Linked DNA regions of Homo sapiens: region 2 is linked to region 1. Evidence: chromatin contacts called from ENCODE Hi-C or POLR2A ChIA-PET data. All regions are on one chromosome and are shown on one strand. Each heading gives the region's core, a stretch centred on a gene start or an enhancer-like site at or near the end of the contact. The rest is flanking DNA. Distances are from core to core; before and after follow the strand shown.

Evidence for each region. A loop is a pair of places that touch in the nucleus more often than their neighbours do. ChIA-PET counts read pairs that join two places held with the same protein, here RNA polymerase II (POLR2A). Pooled maps may share reads with other maps.
Region 2: a loop to region 1 is called in a pooled map, with 11 times the contacts of the local background. The contact joins two enhancer-like sites. A Hi-C loop is called at or near these places in 2 of 37 single-sample maps with no recorded cell type and 12 of 50 pooled maps. POLR2A ChIA-PET finds 5 or more read pairs at or near these places in 6 of 52 experiments (AG04450, GM10248, WTC11 and 3 more).

Annotation. Positions count from the first base shown.
Region 1 is chr12:24,835,875-24,840,604 of GRCh38, forward strand. It overlaps BCAT1 (branched chain amino acid transaminase 1), which reads right to left. Exons shown (of 11, transcript NM_005504.7): 8 at 637-722. BCAT1-AS1 (BCAT1 antisense RNA 1) reads left to right here. Exons shown (of 4, transcript XR_007063245.1): 4 at 603-681. Among named protein-coding and RNA genes, the nearest start is that of BCAT1-AS1, 18 kb to the left of the region's middle. RefSeq lists a silencer at 3,738-3,927. Within about 2 kb of position 2,842, at least 7 of the 41 ENCODE cell types and tissues checked have a DNase peak (open chromatin) inside an H3K27ac peak, as active enhancers do.
Region 2 is chr12:24,920,004-24,924,733 of GRCh38, forward strand. The region is part of intron 1 of BCAT1 (branched chain amino acid transaminase 1); the gene reads right to left. Among named protein-coding and RNA genes, the nearest start is that of BCAT1, 27 kb to the right of the region's middle. Within about 2 kb of position 2,353, at least 3 of the 41 ENCODE cell types and tissues checked have a DNase peak (open chromatin) inside an H3K27ac peak, as active enhancers do.

The DNA.
Region 1 (4,730 bases), core at 1,592-4,091:
ACCACTGCACCCGGTCCACCAAATTGTTTAATATGCTTGCCTGTGTCACACGAATTTGAAAGTCTACTGAAAACAACTTTACATTTGCTTGCATGTTCTGATTTTAAAATAGGCATGTATATGAATTTTGGAGGATGGGGGTAGGACAGAGAGAAAAAGAAGGCAGTCAAACCAATAATGTTATATTAGTAAACATTTATATGTCAGTGAAATTATTTCATTTCTACGGCAAGCATGGTTACACTGGTATAAATAAAGGAAAGGAAGAAGTATCATTGCCATTTGGAAGCAACACAGACTTGGGAAGTTAAGGAATGTCTGGATGGAAGCACATCAGGTATGAACCAGACAAAAGTTGGTGGGAGATACCTGGTAGACTGAGACTACTACTAGAATACTTCTCCACTATGACATCTTGCTAAACTGGTTTCTCTCTGCCCTTGCTATCAACAATACTTATTTTAATAGTCTTGCCAAGAAAGCCCTTCTAGAAGAATACTTTTCATTCACGTTAGAATTTAAAGATTAGATAACATTGGTTGGAACCACAGGATATTATTTCAACACTAGGCTGGGCTTATTTTGATTATTTTTTATTTCAGGCTTACAAAAGTTGTTCATATCAAAGGCACCCACCCACTGATGTGCCAGGTCCAGAATGCACCGCCTTGTCACTCCTGGAAGAATGATGCCATCTAGTGGAGGAGTTGCCAGTTCTTCTTCTGTCAATCAGAAATTGGGACATTTTCAAACTTTCACTACATTAGGCATGCCTTATTATCAATAGCCATTTTTTTAAAAAACCATCACAATTTTGCTAGCAACAAACATAAAGAAAATTTTACTGTTCTGCATGATCAAATTTCCCAAATCAGTTCACACTTCAGGTAGACCCTTATTTAAAAAAAGAAGAAAGAAGGAAGGAAGGAAAGAAGGAAGGAAGGAAAGAAGGAAGGAAGGAAGGAGAGAGAGAGAAAGAAAGGAAGGAAGGAAGGAAAGAGAAAGAGAAAGAAAGAAAGAAAGAAAAGAAAGAGAGAAAGAAAGAAAGAAAGAAAGAAAGAAAGAAAGAAAGAAAGAAAGAAAAGAGAAAGAAAGAAAGAGAGAGAGGGAGGGAGGGAGGAAGGAACGAAGGAAGGAAGAAAGAAAAAAGAAAGAAAGAAAGAAAAAAGAAAAGAAAAGAAAGAGAGAAGGAAAGAAAGAGAGAGGGAGGGAGGGAGGGAGAAAGGAAGGAAGAAAGAGAAGGAAGGGAGGAAGGGGGGAGGGAAGGAAGGAAAGTTATCTAATCATCTTCAGTTTACCCTTAACCAGTAAAATAATGAGATGGTTTTCCACCAACAAACAGTAAGAGTTATTGCATGGTCTTAAGAGGAATATTCTGAAGTGAAAATTTACCTTAGCAGATGAAAGGTGGTTACTAATTAGAATAATGTAGATAGGGTCTTACTCAGAAAAACTGGTCATTACCAAACCTTCTAAGAATGCTATGGAGGAGGCTATCCCCAAGAAGTGTGCGTGCCTACTCAGGCTGGTCACTGCTTCCACGCTGCCCTTGGAAAGTCTAATTTTTTTTTTTTTTTTTTTTTTTTAGGTTACCCAGGCTGGAGTGCAGTGGCACCATCTCAGCTCACTGCACCCTCTGCCTCCCAGGGTCAAGTGATTCTCCTGCCTCAGCCTCCTGAGTAGCTGGGATTACAGGTACGCGCCACCACGCCTGGCTAATTTTTGTATTTTTAGTAGAGACGGGGTTTCACCATGTTGGTCAGGCTGGTCTCGAACTCCTGAGCTCAGATGATCTGCCCACTTCGGCCTCCCAAAGTGCTGAGATTACAGATGTGAGCCACCGCACCCAGCCTAAGAGTCTATCTTTAGTGATTTTCAAACCTGGTGGAGCATCAGCAACAAGTATGGAGATGCTGCCTTTGCTCTCTGAGATTCAAATGTAATGGGCTTATCAGAGTGAGCTCAAGCACGTGTACGGTTAAAAAAGAAGACATTCAAGAAACAAAACTCCAAAGCTGAGCTACTGCTCTACTGTGAGATGACTGCAGACATCCCTAACTACTGTGAGGTCTAGTAGGACAATTGTTCACAGGCATCATGCATGATCCATCAGCTGCACAAGCTCTCCTTACAGTACCCTCTGGCACTCAGCATCTCCCTTTCCTCCCCACTTCTGACACCCAGGAGTCTGAATCTAGTGAGTCCTGACACTGAGGCCACCACCCTCTCCCTCAATACATGGTGGTTCTAGGCTCGCCCACTCCACTGGGGTTACATCAGACATGCCCAACAATCAAGCTCTATCTGGAATACCAAACTCTATCTTCATCCTTCTATCCTCAAAACTGGGCATTGTGCCTAGCCCAGAGTGTATATAATAAATGTTTTTGAGTAAAAAATAAACGAATAAGTTATCTTTGCTAGGATACAGCAGTATGGCTTTTTTGAATTTTGTTTCTGAAAATCATCTGCTGAAAATTGCTTTCTGGAAAGGAGAAAATTTGTTCTTGGCAATGTTCTTAGGGCTACTCTTTGTCATGTTTAGAAGTGTTGATGATCTCAAAATAAACATGTGTTTTGCAATAGCTAGCCAACTAGATACATAAATGTATGGATCTATTTGTGTGTGTATATATATGTACACACACACACACACTTCCAGTGCCCCCAAACCGGACCTTTCCTAAAGCTTGCTGAGCCCTGAGACTACATGAAGTTAAATGAAAACAGCAGCCCCGCATGTGCAAGTGCTGTTTTGTGAAACATGTTTAACACCCAGAACTGTAACCACTAGCCTGAGGTCAAGGAACAGAACATCTGCTTCTCTGGTTGCCAGACAGAGATGATGACATGACAACATTTGGGTGAGAAATATTCATTTTCCTCTGCAACCACAAACATACTTACAAGAGCCAGAAATCACTCCAGATTGCCCAACATGAGGAAAACAGAACCTACAAATGCAGCTTGTTTTTGACAAAGAAGTCATTTTTAGGAGATGAGGAATTTAGAAGCAATAACAGCAGGATTCATCTGTGACTTCCCAAAGTCAAACACTAATGGAAACCAGGAATGTAGGTCTGCATAAGTGCCCTAAACACCATCAGCACAATTAGCCATTTATTCTACAAATACATATTGAGTGCTGTTTACCGTTTTAAGCTCTATGAATACAGCAGTGAACAAAACTGACATATCTCCCTGCTTACTTTCTAATAGACACAGGTAAACATTTATTGTGTTGATAGTATGTTAGACTACACAGGGGGAAACAAAGAAGGAAAAGCAATGGAGAATGCTGGAATGCTGAGGAGAAATGGGAAATGGAGTTTATGATTTTGATTAAGAGCTCAAGGAAAGCCAGACTGAGAATGGGATTTGTAAGCAAAGATTTGGAGGATGTCAAAGAGCAAGCGGTACAGACATCTGAGGAAGAGTGCTCCAAGTCGAGTCCGTATACACGCCTGACGTGTCCGAGAAGACTCATGATGTGGCCTGAGCAATACCGAGATTCACTGCTGTGGTTGTTTTCCCAAAGTGACTGTGAACTCAACCACAAGGCCTGGGTCTTATTTTTCAGGGTATCTCCAGGGTCCAGGATATGATACAATGCTTTGTTCAAATGGTGAATAGCAAGCGTATGGGTTAAATTACTCATCAACAGAGTGATGATGTGTGATCTTGCCACCATGGGTGCTGTTACTGAAATCAAAACTCCCATGAGTTACAAGCTGAGTGCCACACATAGTGACTGTGCACAGCACTGTGCTTTGAACACACACTATCCACCACCCCATCCACCTTCCTGCACCAGCCATCTCAACCAACAGGAGCAGTGTGTGTGGGCGCTCATGAAAAGACGGCAGGCTATTACCGAAAGAACTCTGTTTATACCTCCTATCGGTAACGTTTGTGAAAATCAGTATTGTGCTGATTTTCAACTCGTTTGTTCATTGTATTTTCTTAAAATCATATGATATAAATCAAAGTTACTTCAGAATTGCATGTCTTTTTTTTTAGCCCAAAGGTTTTTCCTAACATTCTATTTACTTCAAATATATATTCTATTTCCTTTCTCCTTATTCTGAATTTTATTTGTTCTGTTAGATGAACATCCCCAAAGTGAAGGAGTATATTAAAACTAAAGTTATCCCAGGCAACCATAATCTGAATAGTAACTAACAGTCTTAAGGTCTTGTATATTTTGCAAGAGGCAGAAGACAAACTCACTCATTTCTATTCTGACCTTTAAAAGCCATGGTGGAAATGTTTCATGATTATTGTTTGGATAAAGAACAATTTTCCACCAGGACAGTTTCTGGTGTTTCTGGTTAAATCATGTAGCTCTGATTCAGAGTGTACTTAAATTCTGACATCTCCCATCCATAAAAATAATGATGGTACCACCTCTGAATGATGTAACTGTTTTTGTTTTGAGCTGTGTGGTTTTTTGGTGGAGTTTGGGGTGGGGGTAAGAGTGGGCAGATGGGAAGAAGGGTTGAATCGGCCTATTATCTTCTAAGTGCAGAGGTCAACACTGGCTACAATCTTCCAAGTGTAGCTTTTGTTATATGTCACATACAGTAACTCAAATTTATAAATCATAAATATTCCTGTATAAATTTTATTTTCAAACAGTGCCAAGTACAAACAGCAGGAATGGAAGGATGAGAATGATCTGTATCTGGTTTTTCATATGCCAAGGACTACCAATGGCCAAGCCCAGGACA
Region 2 (4,730 bases), core at 1,103-3,602, 84 kb after region 1:
CTTTTTCTGTATAAATTACCCTGTCTTGGGTATGTCTTTATTAGCAGCATAAAAATGGACTAATACACTTACCCTCTCTGTGCTTCCATTTCTCTATCTGTAAAATAATATTAATAATAGAGTTTTATGAGAACTAAATGAGATAAATCATGTAAAGCCTATTTCAGCATCCAGGAAGATCTCAATCTGTGTCAGTTATAATTGTTAAGTTGAAGATTCATATTGAGTCTTTAGACCTTGTGAGGTAATATGGCATGTTTGGAAGCTGCGTTATTTATAATTTTAGAGAGAAGAATGAATCCACAGGAACTCCACCTCTCTGCAAACCGCACTCTGTGGCATGGCTTAATTAGAGGCCTGCTGCAGGGCTGAGAAGTAATGCTTGACCTTAGATGCTCCATAAATCCTCTTGGCAAACTGACCACTCCAGATTTTTATTTTTATTTTCATTTTTTATTTTTGGGGTAGCATATTTTATTTTTGGAGTGTTTCTACCACTATACTAAGAGGGGCTGTTTCCCGAAAAACTCTCAAACCATTTTTCCTCTGCTCTCACACAAAAACAATCAACACGGAAGACTTCTGGACCCCAAAATATATAGGGATTTCTCCCCAGCAGGAAGCAAGCAATCAGTTCTGCAGTGGACACAAGCTAGGTGTCCTCCAATTCAGCTCCAACACTGTCTACCCAGAGATAGCATCAGATCCACAAGTTGAGGGCTCAGTCCCACAAGAGCACCCCGTCCTTCCAACCAGTCATAAGTTCAGGTCTCTGGAACTGCTGACCAACAGGTTTCAAGTTGGGGTTGCCATGACCCCCTCTTCCGGTTTGATTAATTTGCTAGCGTGGTTCACAGAACTGAGGAAGACACTTACATCTACCAGTTTATCACTCAGGATATTTTTTAAAATACAAATAAAAGCCAATGAAGAGATACAAGGTCCAAGTCTGGAAGGGTTCTGAGCACAGGAGCTTTTGTCCTCGTGGAGTTGGGATGTGCCACCCTCCCAGCATGTGAATGAATTTTTGCTTACCTTCCCGTGACCCTCCACGTGTTCAGCACAGGAGGCTCACGGGAAGGTAAAAAACACTTCTTAGAAGCTCCCCAGTCCATTCCCTTTGGATTTTCATGGAGGCTTCATTACATAGGCATGACTGATTAAACCACTGGCCATTGGTGATCAACTTGACCAGCCCCACTCTGAAGCTATCAGTCAACACTAATATACAAAAAGACAGCACTTTGGAGATTCCAAGGATTTTTAGTACTTGTATGCCAGGAAACAGGAACAAAGACCACATATATGTATTTCACAATATCACAGGGACACTGGCTTTTTTTAGGCCTTTCCTCAGATCGCTAGAGCAGCATACAGGAAAACCAGTTTTCCACTAGGGTTCCTTAGATGTTCAGACTTGGTGTGATCCTCCAGTGAGTTAAAACATACCTCCTCCAAAAGTCTGATTCATTTATCTCTCTACTTAGAAAAAACTGCTATGGAAACTCTTTTTCACCAATGATGATGACATACATTTTTCCCAGTAATGTAAGCCCAATATATGCCAGTCTCAATTTACAAGACAGATACATCATAGGATCTTTGATACACATACCTAGGAAGATCTTTGAATTACTTAATAAAACATTCAGGAATATTCCCTCCACCCCAGAGCTGACAAGGAACAACAGTTATAGAAAAATAGTTGTAGAGGCAGTGAATATTTAAGATGGGTTGGTACCTTTTGTTTTAATAGCTTCCATTAGTCACAACTTGATAAACTGTAACATTCCTTTCTAAATCTGCTTCCTGCTCCTTCCTCACCTCTGTCATTTTCTGCAGCAGAATATGTAGTACACATTGGCTCTATAAATTGCCAGGTGCACATCAAAGGAAAGCATGAAAAAAATAGTAATGAAAAAGTAAACCTCCCAAAGGACTTCGTCGTTAGATAAGAAAACTAGCACACATGTGCACACATACACACATACACACACACATACACACTTTAATGAAAGAACTAGGGGTCCTGATAAGCTGGCACATAAACCTGTTGTTCCCATCAAATGAATAATCAAAGATTTGAGAGTTAATTTGAGTGACTGTGTCAGTATTATTCCAACAAAGACATGAGCACACACGCAAACACAAGATTGTTCCTTTTTTTTGAGACAGACTCTCATTACATTGTCCAGGCTGGAGTCCAGTGGCTATTGATAGACGTGATCATAGCGTACTACAGCCTTGAACTCCTAGGCTCAAGCGATCCACCTGCCTCAGTCCCCCAAGTAGCTGGGACTACAGGCATGTGCCACCTTGCCCAGCTACAAGATGGTTTTTACCTGAAGAGTTAATATGATCCGTAATAATAACCACCCACTGTATGACTCATCCTACATCCGGCCCCTAGTTTCACACATATTTCACCATATTTTTCATACTTAAAACAACCCTATAAGGTAGATATCATCATTATTATAGCAACCCATTTTACATATGAGAAAATTGGAAGCAGTTTGGTGATTCTCTAAGTTGATTCACAGGACTCAATACTTTCGACTATAATTTATTACAGGATAAAAATTATGGCCAGGCACAGTGGCCCAGGCCTATAATTCCAGCACTTTGGGAGGCCGAGGCAGGCGGATCACGAGGTCAGGAGATCAAGACCATCCTGGCCAACATGGTGAAACCCCGTCTCTACTAAAAATACAAAAATTAGCCGGTGTGGCAGCGCGCGCCTGTAGTCCCAGCTACTCGGGAGGCTGAGGCAGGAGAATTGCTTGAATCCAGGAGGCAGAGGCTGCAGTGAGCCGACATGGGGCCACTGAACTCCAGTCTGGGCAACAGAGTAAGACTCTGTCTCTCAAAAAAAAAAAAAAAAATTTACAAGGCAAAAATCAGCAAAAGGAAAAGGCACATGGGACAAAGGAAATCAGACATGTGCTTCCCAGAGTCCTCTCCCAGTGGAGTCACACAGGATGCACTTAACTCCTCCAGCAATGAGTTGTGATAATATGTGTAAAATATTACTTACTAGGGAATCTCATTAGACACTCAGTGCCCAAGGTTTTTATGTGGGGCTGTCATGTAAACACCCCTACCTAGCACATCCTAAAATTCCAGACTCCCAGAAGGAAGCAGATGTTCAGCAGAAACTTCATTGTTTGTACAAATATTTTAGGCATCGTGAGCCATTCTTTTCAGGGAATGGTGAGAACCCTCCAGAAATTCAAGTTCCCAGACACCAGACAAGGGCCAACTTTGCAAGCCTTTCTAAGACTAGCAGCCTCAGGCCTGCTTTAATTCTTTTCTACACAGGAGTAGACTGAGAAGCCTTGGTCAACTGTGCAGAAGCAGAGGACGGGGCTGTCACTGAGCAAGGGACATGAAGCATTCAAGTGTGTGTATATATATATTTTAGACAGGGTCTCTCTCTGTCACCCAGGCTCCCAGGCTGGAGTGCAGTGGCACAATCTCAGATCACTGCAACCTCTGCCTCCCAGGATTCTCCTGCCTCAACCTCCTGAGTAGCTGGGACTACAGGCGTGCACCACCATGCCTGGCTAATTTTTTGTTTGTTTTTTGTAGAGTTGAGGTTTTGCCATGTTGCCCAGCCTGGTCTCAAACTCCTGAGCCCAAGCGATCCTCCCACCTCGGCTTCCCATAGTGCTGGAATTACAGGCATAAGCCACCATGCCCGGCCTTCAAGTATATTTCTTATGCTCAAATCAGAGAGAACCAAACTGAGTATCAAGAAGATTGATTGCCTTGACCAAAGTAACACACCTGTCTGCAGAGGGAGAGCTGGTACTAGAACCCAGGTCTTCAGACCACACAGGGCAATTAACAAATATCAGAGTGAAAAGCAGAATCTGCTCAGTCCATCCCCTTCTCTGCCATTAGTGAAGATACTGATCAATTAATTTAATTTTTATTCATACACTATAAGGATTTATTAAAAATCAAACAAAACAAAACAATACAAGTTGATTTTTCACAGGTGGCTTTTTAATCTGCATGATGGCATAATTACAGCACTAGACATTTTCAACCGATTATGTCGATAATATACATTCTCGTTTCCTCCCTTTTTTTCCCCTCAGCTTTCTGACCCATCCTCCCTTTTCTAGAGTGAGAAGACCATAAATTACCAATGATTTATTGAAAAATACTGCCTTTGAGTAATTCTTAGTAACTTGTAAGAAAATAACAGTAACAAATTATAATGAGAGGAGGGAGAGAAAGAGAACCCCTTCTTTACACAAGAATGCTACTCAATGCCAAGAATGATATAATTAGATCAGTTAATGCTAAAGTCATCAGAAGAAAGGTTGTCAGAGAATGGGATATTTACACAGTCTCAAAGTCTTGTGCCACAAATTACATATTAATTTAAAAGGAGAAAATGTCCCTTTACAAGAGTGAGAAATGGTGGCGACCACCTTCACCAGCTAATCAAACTTAACATGACTAATGCAGGAACCAATGCATATCATGTGTCTTTGATGCAGGGCAATTAGGAGTACACAACCTCACTTCAGTGTTATTCTTGCCAAGAATTAGAGCCTGGCTCTAATCATAAAGATAAAATTAGAGAAATTCAGGATGTGAAATAGCCAATGAGCCTGAATTATTCAAAACAATGTCATTAAAAAAAATAGCAGCAAAAACACACAAATATTGATCCGTATTAAAAGAAACATAACTATAAAGAGTAATATGTAAAC